Regions from separate parts of the Mus musculus genome. Here region 2 is linked to region 1. A link is a loop called in an ENCODE intact Hi-C map of the cell type or tissue named here. Cell type or tissue: heart. All regions are shown on one strand. Links, peaks and the distances in the headings refer to the core of each region. The heading gives the core; the rest is flanking DNA.

Evidence for each region. A loop is a pair of places that touch in the nucleus more often than their neighbours do. Peaks named below come from ENCODE experiments on the same cell type or tissue, not always from the same donor. Only the 100,000 strongest peaks of a DNase experiment are listed, where the experiment ranks them.
Region 2: a loop joins it to region 1, with 2.8 times the contacts of the local background. A loop is called at or near these places in 2 of 42 quality-filtered maps.

Annotation. Positions count from the first base shown.
Region 1 is chr9:35,195,086-35,204,538 of GRCm38, forward strand. Tirap (toll-interleukin 1 receptor (TIR) domain-containing adaptor protein) reads right to left here and starts at 4,880. Exons shown (of 7, transcript NM_054096.2): 1 at 4,772-4,880; 2 at 4,126-4,234. It overlaps Foxred1 (FAD-dependent oxidoreductase domain containing 1), which reads right to left. Exons shown (of 11, transcript NM_001291448.1): 11 at 9,123-9,453. In heart, for the core only: a CTCF peak has its summit at 4,913 (motif pointing right); a DNase peak (open chromatin) is centred at 4,896; H3K4me3 peaks cover 1,704 bases; H3K27ac peaks cover 1,846 bases.
Region 2 is chr9:35,565,250-35,574,702 of GRCm38, forward strand. It overlaps Pus3 (pseudouridine synthase 3), which reads left to right. Exons shown (of 5, transcript NM_023292.5): 4 at 41-606; 5 at 1,172-2,152. The coding sequence ends at 1,670. Hyls1 (HYLS1, centriolar and ciliogenesis associated) reads right to left here and starts at 4,820. Exons shown (of 4, transcript NM_029762.1): 1 at 4,628-4,820; 2 at 3,206-3,256. It also overlaps the pseudogene Gm6762. In heart, for the core only: a CTCF peak has its summit at 4,556; DNase peaks (open chromatin) are centred at 4,562 and 4,962; H3K4me3 peaks cover 2,281 bases; H3K27ac peaks cover 1,565 bases; H3K27me3 peaks cover 325 bases.

The DNA.
Region 1 (9,453 bases), core at 490-8,489:
ATGGAACTGGACAGATAGCTCTGGGGTTAAAAGAACCCTGCTCTTTCAGAAAACCCAAGTTTGGTCCCCAGCACCCACACAGTAGTCCACAACCATCTGTAACTCAAATTCCAGGGGATCCAAGACCATCCTCTAAACTTTAGTACACACCTGGTACATAGACATACATTCAGGCAAAACACCCATACTCACAAAATACAAAATAAATAAACTTTAAAAAACATAAACATGAAATTTTAATCCCATCTCAGGCTCCTATGTGCTAGTGTTATCAGTGTTCCAGAGCTCAAAGTCACTCTGGGCTAAAAGAGTAAACTAAAGGCCAGATTGGGCTATGGGAGACCCTACCTTAACCCCTCCTCCCAAAATAAAAAGGAAGGAAGGGAGGGAGGGAGGGAGGGAGAGAGAGAGAGAGAGAGAGAAAGAGAGAGAGAGAGAGAGAGAGAGAGAGAGAGAGAGAGAGAGAGAGAGAATGAATCTCACTGCTTAAAAATAGCAGCAATTTACTTGCTTACTGAAATTAAAAATGTATAAGTATTATGTGTGTTTGAGGAGGGCATGTGCCACAGTGTGTGTATGGAGGCCTACACCACATCGGGTGTATGATGAACAGTGAAGGGCTGGAAATTTAACTCAGGGAGTGTACAGTGCTTGCCTGCTATGTATGATGTCTTGGATTCAAAGATTGGATCCCCAATGCAAAAAAATGAAAAAATCTGAAAGCCAACAACAGTGGTGTTTGTTTGTGATTCCAGCATTAGGAAGCTGAAGGCAGGAAGGTCATGAGTTTGAGGCTAGTCTGGGTTACACAGAGATTTCGAGGCAAGTCTGGATACATACTGAGATACTATCTCACATAAACACACACATATAGCAAACAAACAAACAAACAAACAAACAAAAAGGTAGGCCAGCAAGATGGCTCAGGTGGTAAAACTGTCTGTATAAACCTGGTGACAAGAGTTCTATTCTCAGAGTCCACATAAAGAAAGAACCAACTCCATAAAGTTGTACTCTGCCTTACACACACACACACACACACACACACACACACACACACACACTCATGTACATACACCATCACACACATAGTACTAATACATTTTTAAAAAATTATTTCTTTATTTTTATGTGTGTTGGTATTTTGCCTGCATGTATGTCTGTGTGAGGGTGTCAGATTCCCTGAAACCAGAGTTAGAGGCGGGTGTAAGCTGCTGTGTGTTTGCTTTGAATTGAACCTGGGTTTCCCGGAAGAGCAGCCAGTGTTCTTTAACAGCTGAGTCATCTCTCCAGCCCCACTAATACATTGTTTAATTTAAAAAAACAAACAAAAACAAAAACAAAAAAAAAAAAACAAATAGGGCTGGAGAGATGGCTTAGCAGTTAAGAGCACTGACTGCTCTTCCAGAGGTCCTGAGTTCAATTCCCAGCAACCACATGGTGGTTCACAACCATCTGTAATGGGATCTGGTACCCTCTTCTGGAGTGTCTGAAGACAGCAACAGTGTACCCACATAAAATAAATAAATAAATCTTTTTAAAAAAGCAAATAAATTGCTATTTGTAAGCAGTGACTTTATTTATTTACTTATTTATTTATGTATTTGTTTATGTGTTTGTTTATGTTTATGGGGAGGGATTAAGGTAGAATATCCAGTAGCCCAGAGTGACTTTGAGCTCCAGATCTTCCTGCCAAGTGCTGGCATTGCATGCATGTGTCTCCTCTCCTGGATAACAGTGAACAAATTAAAAAGGGCGCGTTTCTCTGCGATAAAGTCCAAATTGCTTTCCATACTACATTTTGTAAGTTCTGAAGAATAAAAATGTCAAAAAGTGTGTATCTGCATGAATAAAAGCATCCACTATTTTAAACTTAGGCATACATTGAAAGGTTTTCTGGGTATTGTGGCACATGCCTGTAATCCTAACATTTGAGAGCTTGCGGAAGGGGAGCTGTGAGTTCCTCAAAGGCATTAAAATAGAAACACTTCATTGTATTTTAGTCATAGAGAAACATATCCTACCAACCAAAGAGAAGTCATAGCAAACTTAACGTTGCCATATTTCTCAAATTGGCTCTTGGAATGCTTAAATTTCTTAGTTCAAAAACACTGCCTTTGTTCTGAAAATATCTATAACTACATAATGTATTTATATACTATGCTCCTAATACACTTTCTAAAAGGCCTTGTGGGGAAAAGGTTGAAGAAAGTGCCTAGGATCTTGAGGCCAGCCTCTGACCTGCACACTACCGGAGTCAAAAGGATTTATTGGAGCTGGGCAGTGATGGCACACACCTTTAATCCCAGCACTTAGGAGGCAGAGGCAGGCAGATTTCTGAGTTTGAGGCCAGCGTGGTCTACAGAGTGAGTTCCAGGACAGCCAGGGCTACACAGAGAAACCCTGTCTTGGAAAACCAAAAAAAAAAAAAAAAAAAAAAAAGGATTTACTGTAAAGCAACAACAGCAGTGTAGGCAGAATGACTGCCAGGGAAGGGGAAGCCAACAACAGAAAACCAATGTCACTAAACAGACCTGCAGCCATGCAATCCTCTGCCTTCAATAATGGTGATGGTGACACTGAAGTCAGTAGAAAAGGTTTGTTTTACCCCAGGCTTGTTACAGCTCCTTAGATAGCTGAGGATGACATTGAACGTCTTCTGAGCTTTCTGCCTCCACCTGAGGTGCTGGGATTATTGGCAAGGGCTACCAAGCCCAGTTTTAGGCCATGCTGGCCATCCAACCCAAGGCTCTGTGCAGGTAAGCGTTCTATCTACTGAGCTAGCTATACCACCAGCCCGGAAAGGTGCTCTTTGCAGTCCATAGTATTAGGTCAACTTAAGTAGTGTTGTGGGGAAAATTAATCTCAATCTTGCATCTCAAACCATGAAAATTACATTTTAAATGGATAGGAGAGTTATCTGTCACCAGCAATAAAGATCTTATAGGAAAATATATGACCTAGTTTCTGACTTTGGAGTAGACAAAGCAAAATACAAATTGCTTTCTGAGACATGGTCTCATTCTGTAGAGGCTGGCCTAGAACTCAGTATGTAGGCCAGGGTGGTCTCAAACTCACAACAATCGCCCTGAGTGCTGAGACACAGGTTCAAGAACCATTATGTCTTGGGGGCGGGGGTGGGAAGGGGAGAAATCAAATGTGATACAGTCTGTAGGAGGGGAAATGATAAATTGGAAAATATTAACGTGAAGACTTTTGCTCCAAAGATACCATTAGGAGAGTAAGGAGACTCTACTGGGACAGGGAAAACATTTAAAAACGTGTATCTAACAACCGTCCAAATCCCAAATATTTCAAGAACTCTATAAACTGCTAAGAGACACACAGTTGGGGAGTAGACCTGAATAGTCATTTCACAGAGAGGATATTCAAATGACCAACAGACCAAAAGATGCTCGGTTTACCGGGCCTCAGAAAAATGCAAATTGAAACCTCCGGGCTTCAAAGCTGTGTAGTCAGCAGAACGGCTACAGAGAGAAGGCCGCTGGCTGGAGCGTGATGGGGACATGGAAGAATGGGAGCACACAGAATGTGCTGCTGGGAGTGACTGCCGTAACTTCTGTGCTTGCTTGCTTTGTTTTGAGATAGGGTTTGATAGCCCAGGCTGGCCCTGAACTTACCTCTTCTCACCTCCACCAGCGTGCTGGGATCACAGGTGTCTGCTGTGATAGCCAGCAAGCACAGTTTTTATTTTTAGCTTAGAAAATGTTCGTTTCTGTGCATGGATGTTTTGCCTGTGTGTGTGTGTGTGTGTCTATATATCACTTTCATGCCATGTGCCTGTAGAGGCCAGAGAGGGCATTGGGTCATCCGGAACCAGAGTTTGTGACAGAGATGTTTGTGAGCCACTATGTGGGTGAGGAGATTCAACTAGGGTCCTCTGAAACAGCAGCCAGTGCTCTTAACCACCGAGCCTCTGCTCTGGCCCCAAACACAACTGTTTTAGAAAGCTACTGCACACTATCAAACTGAGCAAAGGTACAAAAGTCACACAAACTCAAAACAGGCCAAAGCTGAAAACAACCATGTTCAGTAAATCGGATGACCAGTCCACAGTCCACCTTTTCGACATGATGTTATACATCAAGCAGCATATGTACGTACATAGACTTACTGTTCTGGATGCAGGTTACACAAGAAAGCCTGTGAAAAGTGGCTTGGTAGGACTCGGGATCTGTGTTTCGGTATGCTGGTTGATATTGTTTCTTAAAGTCTGAAAACAAAGCAAGGCTTCCTCTGAGTCATTCCTGGGTAGGTCTGTCCGATGGAGAACTCCCTACTTCCTTCTCTAGTTGCGCTTCTCGGGTTTCTGGTTTACCTGCCAGCCAGTGTCTGACCTAAGGACCGAACTGTTCCTACTCCCCTAGTCCCTCTGGTACTTGGCACTGTAGTAATCCCTGGTGGATGCCCGTTAAATGACCGTGATAGCAACGCCCAGTGGGTTCTTAACTTTAAATAAAGTGACACTAATGCAGAACTTTGCCACAAAGTCAAGCCCAGAGGGGCCAGGTTATGACAGGGCAGAGACTTCAGGGAGCTAGGGAGAGCCACTTGATGTGGCCGGACTGCTTGAAGCCCAGCCGGACTAACAGCTCCATGCTGGCATCGGTGCCACAGAAAGGTGGCGGCTTTCGGGGGAGTGCTGGACCCCAGATTGGAAGGGGCGGATCAGGGGAGCGTTGTCCCGGGGAAAGGGCTGACTCGGCAGGGCCCGTCCGCCCACCGCCCCGCGTCCCCGCCGCCCGCTCACCTACGCGGCTCCACGCTGCGGGTTGCAGACTCGTCCGGGAAGTGCCCGCGCCCCGGCTCCCGGAAGCTCCTCGGCCACGGCCCTCCCGCCCGCACTAGCCACTCTCCTGCCCACACCCGCCGGCCGGACCCTAGGGGGCGCTCGCCAGTCCGCGTCGCTCAAGATTCCCAGCTGCCTGGTTACGACCCGAGGCTGAACCCAGACACCCGAGCTCCCTGAGGCTGCCGTGAAGCCCTGAGCCGCGGTTTGTCTTGTGTGAGGGCAAAGGGACGAGGAGAAAACTCCAGAAAGGGAGGTGCAGACCTTACCTTCTTTCGCACGGTTGGGGAAAATGAGACTTTCATCCCCTTAAGTAAGGTAGGTTAAGTGGACAAAGAAGCCGGCTAGCCCCTGGGAGGTCCGTTCTTTTACTGGGATATGGGTCCCATTAAGGTTGCTGCCCACAGGCTGGAATCAGTCTGGCCAAAAGTGCTGGCCTTCAGGGCAGGGATTTCCTAATGGCATTTCAACTGCATTTCCAAGGGTACCAAAATAACTGCAAAAAAAGGGTGGCTGGGCAAAGTGTTGGTAAGCCCTGATGAAATATTTAAGTCCTCTGCCTCCACTTCTTAGAGTTCCTGCTGTGAGCTTTGTGAAACGCCAAGGGAATATTGTTATTAAAACACCAACCTAAAACCAACTCACATGAAATACTGCAGGTGGCAGGAGTAGAATGGGCTGGTGTAAGGCCTTATTAGCCCACTCTTGATTTCTTTTTCTCTCCAGCCAAGCCAACCTGTAACTTGTTCAGAGGGAGGCAGTTGATGCCGTGGCGCTGTTCATGAATGATCTTTCTAGGTTTACTCATCAAAATTACATTCTCTGGATGCTGGTGTTGTGAGAGATGAATATTCATAAGAATTCCTGGAAAGCAATTGTGTCTGCAAAGGCTGACTTACTGATTAGAACTGCAGTGAGTTGGAGAGATAGGAATATTGCCTGTCCGGAGGCTCAGCTAGCTCTAAACCCCACGGATCGGCCAGCCATACCTTGAGCAGATCCCTAGCTGCCCAACCCGAAAGCTATCATCAGATAACACCTGAGTCCTACAGCAAAGGTCTCCCCAGCCCCAGTCTTGCTGTACTGCCTCTGCGATGTGCCCGACAATGTATTTTAAACTTGGCTTGATTTATGACTTTGTTCTGTAACAATTTAAAACGTTGTGAAGCTCCTTCCACACTGAAACATGCAGTTTAGGATAACCTAAATCTATATTCCTGGGACGTGGTCACTCAGGTATGGCTCAAGAATAAACCATTTCTTTTTTTTTTTTTTTTTTTTTTTAGCATATCTAAACCCTTTTTTTTTTAAAAGATTTTATTTATTTATTTATTTATTTATTTATTTATGTAAGCACACTGTCGCTGTCTTCAGACACTCCAGAAGAGGGAGTCAGATTTCGTTACGGATGGTTGTGAGCCACCATGTGGTTGCTGGGATTTGAACTCTGGACCTTCAGAAGAGCAGTCGGGTGCTCTTACCCACTGAGCCATCTCACCAGCCCCGAATAAACCATTTCTTATCCTGTTAGGGATAAAAGCTTTTGGGAAAGAGCTGTCTCACACCCACCCTCCACCCCAACCCCCAGCAGCTGGACACCCAGCAGTTGCTCACACTTGGTGGATGGCTCCTTGGCGAGGACATCTCTGCTTCTCCCTTTGGCCTCTGCCCAGCTGTGCTTGTGAAAACTGCCTCTCTTCCAGCCAGGTTCATTTTTGCATCCTGTAAGGAAAGATTTCCTCCCCAATAGCCTAGGCTAGCTTCAAACTTGTAATTAAAATGAATGAATTTTTTTTTCATCTTCCTGCCTCTAAGTTCTGGGATTAAAGGCTTGGGCCACTCTACCTGGCCAAGAAACTGAGGCTGGAGTACCTGCCCACCCAGAGGACCTGAGTTGATGCCCAGCACCCATATCCAGTGGCTCACAGTTGTATGTAACTCCAGCTTGAGGGAAGGACTCCCTTGTCATCTGCCCCCACCCCCAGCATACACGCACAAATGAAATAAAGATTTTACACATTATTATTGCATGTGTGTAGGTCAGAGGGCAGCTTTTGGGAGTTGGTTCTCTTCTACCTTGTTGAGGTAGGATATCTCTTGTCTCCACCATCCTATGTACTCCAGGCTGGCTGGCTCTTGAGGTTCCAGGCAATTCCCCTGTCTCTACTTTCCTGACATATTGAACCCTGGGATTGCACACATATGCAACCATACCATGCATTTTAACTTGGGTTCTGGGGATTGAAACTAAGCTGTCAGGCCTAAATGGCATCTTGAGCCATCTGCCCTACCTCTCATTGCAGTATAAACCCCCTGGGGCCAGGAAGGATCTTTAGGGTCCAGCAGGAATGCTTCGATGGGCAGAGTACAGGAGAAAGTGTGGGGTTGCTAGATTTGGGGACAAAGATGAGGGCTTGGCCCAGCCCCTCATATAGTTGAAAGGGCAAAGCAGATGCAATCACATGTCCATAAAGGCTTTCTCATGAGACAAGATTAAAGCCCTGTGGAAGTAGGGGTTTCCTTAAGCACTGATTACAACATCTATTTCTTTGAACCCTTAGACTGATGCTGTGCTGAAATCACTATGGGGCACTGTGAATGTTGGTGGGTTACATGGACTGATCAATGGAAGAGAGCCACTACAGGATGAATTCAGGCTTCTTAGCAGCGTGGGGTGGGGGGGGGTGGGGTGGGTGGGTGGGAGGAGCCTCTGTGGGACTGAAACCCACAGCTGCCTTGAAGCTCTTTTCAGTTACATAAAAGGCATCTTTAGCAAGTCAATTTCTGCATACCAAAACCTCTTATCTGATTTAGGGGCTATCTTGCTATCTTGAAAGAACTATCACCTAAGCAATTCTCAGCCGTGGGAAACATTATCTCCTGACTAAGATGGGCAAAAGCTCTAAGAAACCTTCAAAGGAATAACCCCATACAAATCTCAGATAACAGTCGCTGACAAAAGGGTACTTCAAAGCTTAGGTGCCATCACTCCAGATTCATGGCAGATACAAAGGTTTGTTAAAAGTCGGCTACAGAGTACCTCTATAATCCAGGGCTAACCAATTCTCTGACCTATCTCTTTAGCCTAAAGCCTGTCCACCCTGTTCATGACAAGACCCTTCTAATATTTCAGCACTACCTTCTGGTGAGTTTTCTTTTGCTTACTGCCTAATTTCTGGCTCTCTTCAAGCCACACTCAGGCTCTATACTCCTAGCTGGCCCATCTCCTCTCCTGTCCCCTCCCCTATATGGTGTCTACCTCTTTTACTTTTTATTTACTCCAAAGGACTTCGGAAGGAGCCATTTTCCTAGGAAGCTCAACTCTGGTTCCCTCTCTTCTGTAACTTCTCTCTGTGCCTTAGATTGCATTCCCTGGTCACCACTGACCTGCTAGGTGCTAAGCCCAGCTGTCATGTGACATATCATTCTAGTGCCTGCTTCTTGTCTTCATGATTCCATTTAACTGGATTTTCTCCTGCCTCATGGGCCACTTTCAGCAATCACCTGTTCTCTCTAAATGTCAGTGGGTACCCCAGCTTTTCTGTGTTGTCCTTAATGCTTTGCTTTCCTTTGTTGATGCCGTTATCACCTGTCTACACTCAGACTGCCCACCCAATTTGTCCAATCACCCCTCACACCTCCCACAGGCACTTTTCTTTCAGTTTGTCCCACACCAGACCACTCATTTTGCTGTTCTTCCCTCTGTCGTTTTGGTAAGAATGGTGCCTGTTTGACTATTAAGCCAGAAACTTGGGAAACACTGACTCTATTTCATGTTCATTGTCACATTGCTCCACGGGTTTCCCACCAAGACTGTTATCTGTTAAGTAGACTAAACAGCCTTTGTCTACAGCCTGCTTCCTGCTTTGCTATCTTTGTTCTCTTCAAGGGGACCAGTGACTTCCCCCAGCTCCTCTCTGTTGGTGCTGAGGATCACATCCAGGGCCATCCACTTGCTAAGCAAGCACTCTACCACTGGGCTACACCCTAGCCAGACAGATTTTTAAAAAGAAAATCCGATCATGTTGCTTCCATATTTAAAAATCTGCTGGGTTTCTGCCGAGGTGAAATCCAAGCTTCTCAGTGTGGCTCTTCAGATCCTGGCTCCTTCTTTCCCCAAAGCTCCATGATCCAGTCAGAAAGCTACTCTGAATCCTGCTATAGACTGAATGTGGTAGTCAGAAGCTGGAGGTTTATAGAAGCTAACTAGAACCATTTCTTTCCCTAGAACCACTGCTCCTGTAACAGGATAGTAGCTTGCAAACAAGATGCCTCCCACAGAGGATCTAAGAAACACTCTCAAGAGGCTGCCTTTTTTTTTTTTTTTAAGATTTATTTATTTTATGTATGTGAGTACATTGTCACTGTCTTCAGACAGAGTAGAAGAGGGTATCAGATTCCATTACAGATGGTTGGTTGTGAGCCACCATGTGGTTGCTAGGAACTGAACTCAGCACCTCTGGAAGAGCAGTCAGTGCTCTTAACCATCTCTCCAGCCCCCAAAGCTGCCTTTTTAATGGCACAATACTTCAAAAGCTTCTACCATGAGAAGAAAAGTAGGAAGAACATAAGGCCAGATTAAAGAACAGGTTAATAGACAAGTCAATAAATTTGGGCCAGGTTATCCTAGAATGTTCTGTGCC
Region 2 (9,453 bases), core at 789-8,788, 370 kb after region 1:
TGTACATACTGAGTTTTGATATCTCTCTACAATTCCACAGGTGATTTCTTTAGACCTACGTTCTCAGTTTCCAACGAGCAGGGATTCAGAAGATTCTAATTTAAAGCATGAAGCTGATGATCTTGCTAAAGAGATCCGTTATACTCACATTCTCAATCGGGTGCTTCCTGCAGACATCCGAGTATTGGCCTGGGCCCCTGTAGAACCTAGCTTCAGTGCTAGGTTTAGCTGTCTTGAGCGGACTTATCGCTATTTTTTCCCTCGTGCGGATTTAGATATTGCAACCATGAATTATGCAGCTCAGAAATATGTTGGCACTCATGATTTCAGAAACTTGTGTAAAATGGATGTAGCCAATGGAGTGATTAATTTTCAGAGGACTATTCTGTGTGCACAAGTACAACTAGTGGCCCAGAGCCCAGGCGAGGAGAGAAGGCAAGAACCATTCCAGTTATGTCAATTTGAAGTAATTGGCCAGGCATTCTTGTACCATCAAGTTCGGTGTATGATGGCTATCCTCTTCCTGATTGGCCAAGGAATGGAGAAGCCAGAGATTATTGATGAATTGCTGAACATACAGAAAAATCCCCAGAAACCTCAATATAGGTAAGTTAAATCAAATTAGTATATCCTTGTCCCTCCCATTATTGAAATTATTCACCAATGACTGTAAAACCACCTAACCATCTCCCCAACTTTCCCTGTAAGCTTATAATTTGTAGACTGTTATGGACATATAAGAGGGGGCCACTGTCTACTAGTTTTCTCATTGTTTTTTTTTCCCCATTAGTAAGGAAATAGCTATTTGGACTGGGCTCCTAATTCCCAGCTTCTGAAATTATAGGGAAGGTAGAGGTTTTTATTTTGTGAATAGGCTGTGGCTAAAGAGGTTGTGAGAATGTCATGAACAAATCTGGATCAACTGTTTTAAATTTTCTGGTATGATGGGGAGCTCCCATCAGCCCATGTCTTGATTTGTTACCACTGACATTTACTTAGTACAGGTCAAATTGATCATCGTTTTTTGTTTTGCTCTAGATTAAGACAGTTACCACTAACATTAGTGGATCTTTCCTGCCCCCTTAATTTCAACTAAAGCTCAGTATTTAAAAAAAAAAAAGAAAGAACCATTGGCTAACTGCTGTGTATTCTTACCCTTGTTTCTCCTTAGCATGGCTGTTGAATTTCCTCTAGTCTTATATGACTGTAAATTTGAAAATACCAAGTGGATTTATGATCATGAGGTTCAGGAATTCAATGTTACCCACCTACAACAGCTGTGGGCTAATCATGCTGTTAAAACTCACATGCTATATAGTATGCTGCAAGGTCTAGACTCTGTTATGGTAACATGTGCAGCAGGAACAAAGATGGATGAAGCAACAGAATGGAGAAACATTCAACCCCCTGTCATAAAGCACACGAGTGCCTTTGTAGAAGGAGTGAAAATGCGCACATATAAGCCCCTCATGGATCGTCCCAAGTGCCAAGGACTGGAATCCCGGATCCGGCATTTTGTGAGTAGAGGCAGAATTGAGCACCCACATTTACTCCATAAGGAAGAAATAAAAGCCAGAAGGGACTGTGCTGACAAAGAAGAAAATACTGTTGTAGAGAATCCAAGTAAGAGGGTTTGTATAATAGATGCAGAAATTAACAGCATTGCATAATCCTAGGAAGCCTAGCATCTCTAACAGGATCCAGGGAGCAATAACCAGTTAAAATTCTAATGATGGCAAAAGGGCCTAACAAGTTGTTAAACAGAAAAGGATGTATTCTCTAATCCCTGTCCAAAAGAGTGATGAAATGAAAGACGCAAAAAGCACTTGTCAGTTATATGCACCTGGAAATCCGTGCCTTGTGTTCAAATCCATTAAAGTCTGGTCTACAAGTATATTTGTTCTTTTTCAAGGCAAATGTGATAACTAATAATCTCAAAGATCTTTGCCAAAGTGTCTTACTTCCTAAGAATTCATCAACTAAAGATAGATAGATGCATTCTGTGCCAGGCATGAAGCTACCCAGCATCCACCTAACTCAAGGCTGTACAACATGTTTTAACGAGGCAGCTAAGTACAGAGGCAGAGAAACTTTTTAGTAAGGGTAGGAGTAAAAACTTTTAGGTTCTGAATAAAATGATATATTGAACTCATCTTAGGACCCTTTAGAGTTGTGAAAACATTTTTGTTTCTTGTTGACCAAGTTCTGGAAGGTTCAACTTTGCAGAACTTGAGACAGAAGAAAGAAAAAAGTTTTGAGTCTCAAGGTGTGGAGGCAAACACCTATACTCCCAGCCTTTGGGTGGAGACAGAATCTAAGTTCAAAGTTTTCACCACACAGTGACTTGAAGGCCAACCTGGGCTATTAGAAACCCTTTCTCAACAACCACACATGAAAAAGCTTTGAACCCAAGGTGGAAAATACAAGTTTCCTAAAGGGTTGGAAATTAGCAAAATACTTAGTATGGCTGGAAATTGACAAAAAGTTAATTTGGGTAAGCAGTGTGTCACATTCATTATTTTCTAGAACCACAGAGAAATTTTAAAAGAAATTATGTAGGAAAAGTATTACTAATATTTATAAATGCTAATATGTACTGAAGCATACACAATTCTTAACTCATTGCAAAGTAACTTAGCAAAGTAACCTTAGCAAAATAACTTAGGTTTCTACCTTAGTCACCTGTCACTATAGTAGCGTTATGCAGATTTATTAAACAAATAAAACCGAAGTTCAAGACCCAAAACACACCATATCCTGAAACTGCTAACTAAAGGAACATGTAAGAACACACAGTATTTACAGTATTCTGGTGCTGCCTAAATGCTAGGGCTCCTAGCGTTGGAGGATGGTAGAGAATTGAAGATTTCAGGAAAGAGTTCCAGTTTAGAAGATCAAAGAGCATAAGATGGGTGAGTAACTTGTGCAGAAGTGTACAGCACAGTACTAACTTTCACGGCCCAGCAGAGGAGCCAGGAAAGCAGTGACACAAGTCACTTGTCATGGAACAGTCTTAAAAAGGACTGCTTTGTCTTTGAATTTTTAAAATTCTGAAGAGTTTTGTGTGTGTGTGTGTGTGAGTTCAAGTGTTCATGGAGGTCAGGAGAAGGCATCTTTTGAGTCCTTGGAGCTGAAATTCGAGGTATTTGTAAGGCGTCCATTGGGCACTGGGATCCCAACTCTGAGCCTCAGAGCAGTTTCTTACCTTATTTTGTTTTTCCTTGACTGGCTGTATTTGAGTTAACAAAAAGGAAACCTAGAAAAGAAAAACTGACTTTAAGAAACATTCTTATTTAAAAAGTCATTTCTAAAGCACAGTACATTGGGGCAGGAGTGGGGTGGGGGAGCCCTAACTGAAGGGTGTTAGTTACACTCTGGAGTCTATAGAAGCAAGAGTTCAAGGCTGAGGCAAATCCTCTTAAGAGGTTGTCTGGGGATGAATATAAAAGAAAATGGGTTCAGTTAGCTTCTTGGTTGTCATCACAGAAGCAGTCAATGAGAAGCTCCTAAAGGTATTTTTACAAAATTACTTCAGAGAGAGAATATTTATACAAACTCCAAAGTAGGACTGAATGTTAGAAAAATGTAAAGTAGGGAATAAAGCTTACTTCACTTAAAAAGTGGAATTACTTCAAAAGGTTTTGAAGTTTAATTGAGACATGTATATATCTCTTCTGGAGTTGGCCTGGGGTGATTTTAGACTAAAGCCAAGATGATTTTTAATGGCATCCTTACAGTGATAAAGTCCTGTTCCTTTGTGTTCAAATTATGTCCCCTTCATTTTTACACCTCAAATATGTAGATGCTTACAAGTGAAATGCAACTTCTCATGTTTATAGGTTATACTCAGTTCCTTTGCTTACAACGATCTCACAAGCTAAGCCATCTTATATATCGAGGATAAATATGGGTAATAGTGACTAAAATTACCTTTCCCTTAAAAACAAAAAACCCTCAAACAGTTTAATGCTCCAGGATTACCTAGTTACAGTAAAAAGATTCAGGGCTGGGGGGTGGGGTGGGATTTTTAACCCTTTAAATTCCTGTATTTGGCTATAACTGAAATTATGGTGCAATTTAACTTCTAAATTGAATGACAAACTGCTCTCTAGAAAAACTGATTATTACCTCAACACACGCGTTAGAGTGCCTCTATTTTCACTTTCATCAGCACTGCACACTGAAAAAACCTAGCCAACTTGAAAGAAAGGGCACAGTGATATTTTTGTTTGTATTGTATAGTTTTTATACGGGTTTTCTCACTCTTTCTGGGGTAAGATCACCCAGAGGGGTTCCTTCAGTTTTACTTGCTATCCTAAATCCTAAGCAAGCCGGCTGTACACTTGAATCCACGGAAGGTGTAACCCAAACCTGAGGCTACTTCCCTGCTCTTCCAACAATAACACCACCAGTCGCACCATCTGGCCACGGGCGTGCCGTGAGCTCGACTTCCCCAGGGACCCGTCCCCGTTTCCATGCTGGCAGGGAGGGCTCTGTCCACTCGCTTGCCCACCGGGCAAAAGTGGCGCAGGCAAGGTGTACATTACATTGTGACCTGCAGGGGCTTGGGCGGCCTGTGCTCGGGCTGCGAGTTAAAGACGTCCCGAGCAACGCTGCCGAGATTTACCTTGAACGCCAGAACCTGGCAGGGAAGAAAACGCGAATCCACGCGCAGCGGCCGAGGGAAAGAGCGTGGGCTCCGCTGCACCCTGTCCCAGGAAAGGTCCACCGCTCCGGCTCCGTGATCCTCACCAGCCTCGGCCGCCGCTGCCCAGGGTCTAGCAGTCGCGGCTCACCCCGGAACGCTGTTTCCCACTCGCGCAGGCGCACGACACCTCCACGTTCAGCGTAGTCGTTAACGGTCCGCTGTTCAAGTTTAAATCCCGAAGAGAGCCCACGCCTTTGGCTCCGCCCACCATCTCTCTCGTTGGTCCAGAGGCCAGACGTTCTCCACGTCTACATAACGATTGGTGCACATTTTCTCTAAGCCCTCCCCAACCTCGGGCCCGGAAGCGGGGTTTGGGGCGTGGAGCTGAAGTGGGAACCCGCCGGACCGTGGCGCGGAATCTGTTTCTTGGTCGTGTGGGTGTTAGTCTGGCGGTTAGGCAACGGGCTGGCCCTGCTCCGTGCCGCAGCCGCTCTTGGCTGTGGCCGGCGGCGTCGGAGGGTAGCGGAGGGGAGGGTTCTGGGGCGTGGCTGGCCCGGCTCGTGAGTCGGTCTCCACTGCAACCCGCGATAGGACCGCCCGACCAATTCCAGCTGCAGCGGTCCCCGCGGCACGGTATGCACTCTTCCAGAACGCACTATTATTGCCCTCCTTTTCTAGCGTACTGTTAACAAAATAGTATAATAAAAATATTACATGTATGTCTGACGTTTACAATGATTTGTGTACTTACAAAGAAAAAAAAAGGGACCCTAGTGCTTTGGGGACTACTGAGGGTAAGATCGGAAAAGAGGCCCCCATCCCCCGTACTTTAACTTTCTACATCAAATACAAATAGGTGTTTATTTCTTAATATATAGAAAGCTGGGTTGTTAAGATAGCTCTGGGGTTAAGAGCACGGGTTGCTCTTCCATAGGTCCTGAGTTCAATTCCTAGTAATCACATAGTTGCACATGGTTGGCTCATAAAGGGATCTTATGCTCTCTTCTGGGAGCGGGTGTTCATCAGACAGAGCACTCATACGTACCCCCACCCCTCAAATGCTAGAATGCTTAAATCTTCCAAACAATTCTTTTTTTGTTGAGGTTTTTTTTTTTTTTTTTTGCTTTTTGAGACAGGGTTTCTCTGTATATCCCTGGCTGTCCTGGAATTTACTTTGTAGACCAGGCTGGCCTCAAACTCAGAAATCCACCTGCCTCTGCCTCTTATCACTTGCCTACTTAGCTTTTTAATCAGGGCCCTTGCTCTACCTCTGAGGCAGTTAAGAATTTATGAAAACTGAATGACTACCCCTTGATGGACAATGTGACACTACTTTATTACACACATTCTTAGGACAAATATCCTGCTTTCATGTAATGCTTGTATGGAATTTCCTTTAGCATGGAACCTCCAGCTAATGTGTCTTAAGCAAGGTTAGATGATTCATTTTCTTACCTACTTTTGGACATTCAGCTTCATTTCTATACCTCAAAGTTAGGAGCTTGCCATGTAGCCCAGGCTGGCCTTGATGTAGGCAGATGGCAGACTCAGATTTGAGAAACAGAACAAAGGTAGGCAGTAGAGATGAGCTTAAGAGGTAGGTCATGTAGGCCAATGGGAGCAAATCTGACTTTAGCCAAAGAACTATGGAACTGGGTATCTGAAGCAGAATTGGGGCATGCTATGAAATACTCAGGTTTATTCTTGAAATTATTTTCTTTCCTTGAGAATAATGGATTAGAGGAATGCACAATTTTATGTAAAATCTGAATGAGACATAATTGCATATTCGAGGCATAGGTTGTGGTACGTAGGCTAGGATGGTAATGGCCAGGATATTAAGAAGGGGAAAGACAGATATATTTTGTGTCTATGACCAGAACACATATTTTATAAGGCTGAGGTGTGAGAGATCAAGTGTGGTTTCTTAGTTCATAGATTTCTGGCTGGTGCAGCTGAATGTTCTTTTCTCGAACAGGAGATACTGGAAAAAGACTTTTTTGGGTGAGGTAGAGTTAAGCTTTGAGCACATTGTATTTGAGGTGTGTGTTAGCATTCTGTTGCTGTGACTTAATAGAGACACTGAAATGGAGGACAGATTTATTGTGGTTCCAAGTTTGAGCTCATGCTCATTTAGGGCTACTGTTCTTAGGTGATGGTTGGGCAGAATATCACGGTGGGTAGAAGTAGAGGGAGCAGAACACAGCTGCTCATCTTGTGGTAGCTGGGAAGCAGAGAGACAGAGAGGCAGATAACATGCTGATCTTTTGCTGTTCTGTGGAACTAGCCTCCGCATGAATTCCCCAACTCCTGAGAGTTGTCTTTCAGTCAGTAGAACCCATCCTTATGAAAGAGGTCTCATACACTTTTTAAAAGAGTGTTGATACCATACTTGTTATAAACCCTTCCTCCTAGACCTTTATCCTAAGCGTTGTTTCTCAGTCAATAGAACTCATTCCTCCCTGGGACTAAACCACCAGTCAAAGAAAACACATGGAAGGACTCTAGCTGCAAATGTAGCAGAGGATGGCCTAGTCGGTCATCAATGGGAGGAGAGGCCCTTGGTCCTGTGAAGGTTCTATGCCCCAATATAGGGGAATACCAGGGCCAGGAAGGGGGAGTGGGTGGGTTGGGGAGCAGGGGGAGGGGCAAGGGGATAGAAGATTTTCAGAGGGGAACTAGGAAAGGGGATAACATTTGAAATGTAAAGAAAATATCTAATAAAAAAAATAAATAAAATAAACTTCATTCCTTTGGAAGGTGCTCTGCAAAACACATTTGCAAGGGAGTTTCAGCCTTAAGATTTGTTGTGATAATCATGAGGAAGCTTGTTTCTAAAGTTTTACCATATTTAAATATCTCAAAATTAAACAGCTCAGGATCAGACTCTGAATGTTTGAAATAGCCTAAGTCCCTTCTTACTTCGCACGAATCTTTTTCCTGTAAGCCGTGACGCTTGCTGGGATCCTTACAACCCAGACAGTCTACAGTACCTTTCAGCATTGTTTCCCAGTGTCCCCTTGTGCGAACCTTCTTCTTAGCCCGTTTTACTTGTTCACTGTTCCCAAAGCTCTTGGAGTTCTGTGGAGACTTCCTATCTAGATGCCTTCTTGTCTCCTTCTACCACATCTTGTGCCTCTTTAACTCTTAGTTCCAGTCCTTTTTTTTTTTTTCTTCCTTCCACCAAGCCCCTTTAACTGCCCTCAAGTTGCTGAAATCTGACCCACTTTGAAATTCCTCAGCTATTGAGCACCTAGAATACAAAGTACAGGGGTGTCTGAATTTTCTCTTTCTCTGGGCTACACTGGATGAAGAACAATCTCAGACCTCTCATTACATATGCAAACACTGATGCTCTTGTATGAGCTGATGAGAAAAAAAGTTGGCATGTAATTTTCATAATATTCCTCGCCACAGATGAACATTTACATCTGAGTTATGTGACTCCAGCTTGGAGACTCATTTAAAATCAAAGAGCAGGCTTTGACTTTGTGATCGTCAATAAAGAAAAATTAATGTATCCAAGAAATAAAACTCCACTGATTTTAAAGACTTTTAAAATTATTATATAAGTAAAATAGTATAACATAAAACTAGTGGGATGTTGGACATTGTATTGAGAAATGTTTGCATCCACATTCACTTTAATGGGAGCGCGTCAGATCTCTGTATTCTCAAGTTGCACACTGGAGATTTTGTTGCTAGTTTTACTTTTTGTGTGCTTTACTTTTTTTTTTTTTGATTTTCATAAGTTTAATTTGGATAAAAACAGAAGTTTGAGGCTGATTGGGGAACAGCGGGGCTCTGATCAAACAAACGCAGTAACATTCTCAGACTCCTATCCTTCCCTGGCCTGACCCCTTCCTGTCTGTGATGTCCAGCCTCCAGAAAGACTGGATAGCTACACTGACTGGGGCTATTGGTTGTTAACTAGGGAGGGGACAAAGTGGACCATCATGTGACCTCACTTCCAACACAGGCATGGCCCCTTTTTGTTGGTTGGTTGCGAGCACTGTCTTTATCACGACCCAGAATCAAGACCAGCTTTCTCTGTGTCTCTGGACCCTGGAGTCAGTGATGCTGGTATTGGGGGCTGTGTCCTGGGAGGTGAGTGGATGTGCCTGTATCATTCAACGCCACTAACGTTCCCTAACAACAGAGGCAGCGTCTTAGAGTTGGAGCCAAGAATTGGCCCCTCCAGCCTGGGAAGCATTAGATGAAGTACTCTTCCTTCTCTCTGCCCTTGGCTGAGTCAGTCTCCATCTGGAGGATGGCGCTGGGCTCCCCTTCTGCAGGCTCATAGGTGATGTAGCTGCCTTTGTTCTTGTACAGATAAAAGAAGATTAAGGTCACCACCGAGAGCAGGGTAAAGAACAGTATGGTGATAACTGCAATGAGCACTGTGCTGTCCTCTTCAGCTTGTGGGGAGAGGGTCTCAGGGGCCTGAAAAACCGGCGTGGTCATCAACTCTTCAGGAGAAGGTGTGGACGGTAGGTTGTTCATCGTTGCTGAGGGCAGACTATCTCACAGGGTCAGATCTGGTCTCCAAGGTCTAGGAGCCCTGCCGAGTCGTCCGCTGGGTCTGCCCCGCTCCCCGGTAACCCCGCGCGCCCCGGTCCAGCACCCTGGCCGTCGAGTGTCCCCGCAGCAGCGCGGTACCCGAGCAGGTCCGGTCTGAGTGCGGGCTCCGGCTCCGGCGCAGCGCGCTCACCTTTCCAGTCCGAGGGGCGGGCGCGCATCTTTTTGAACTCGCCAGGGTGGGAGCGGCTTCATTCTTGAACACAGTTGTGCTTCATTCTTGAACA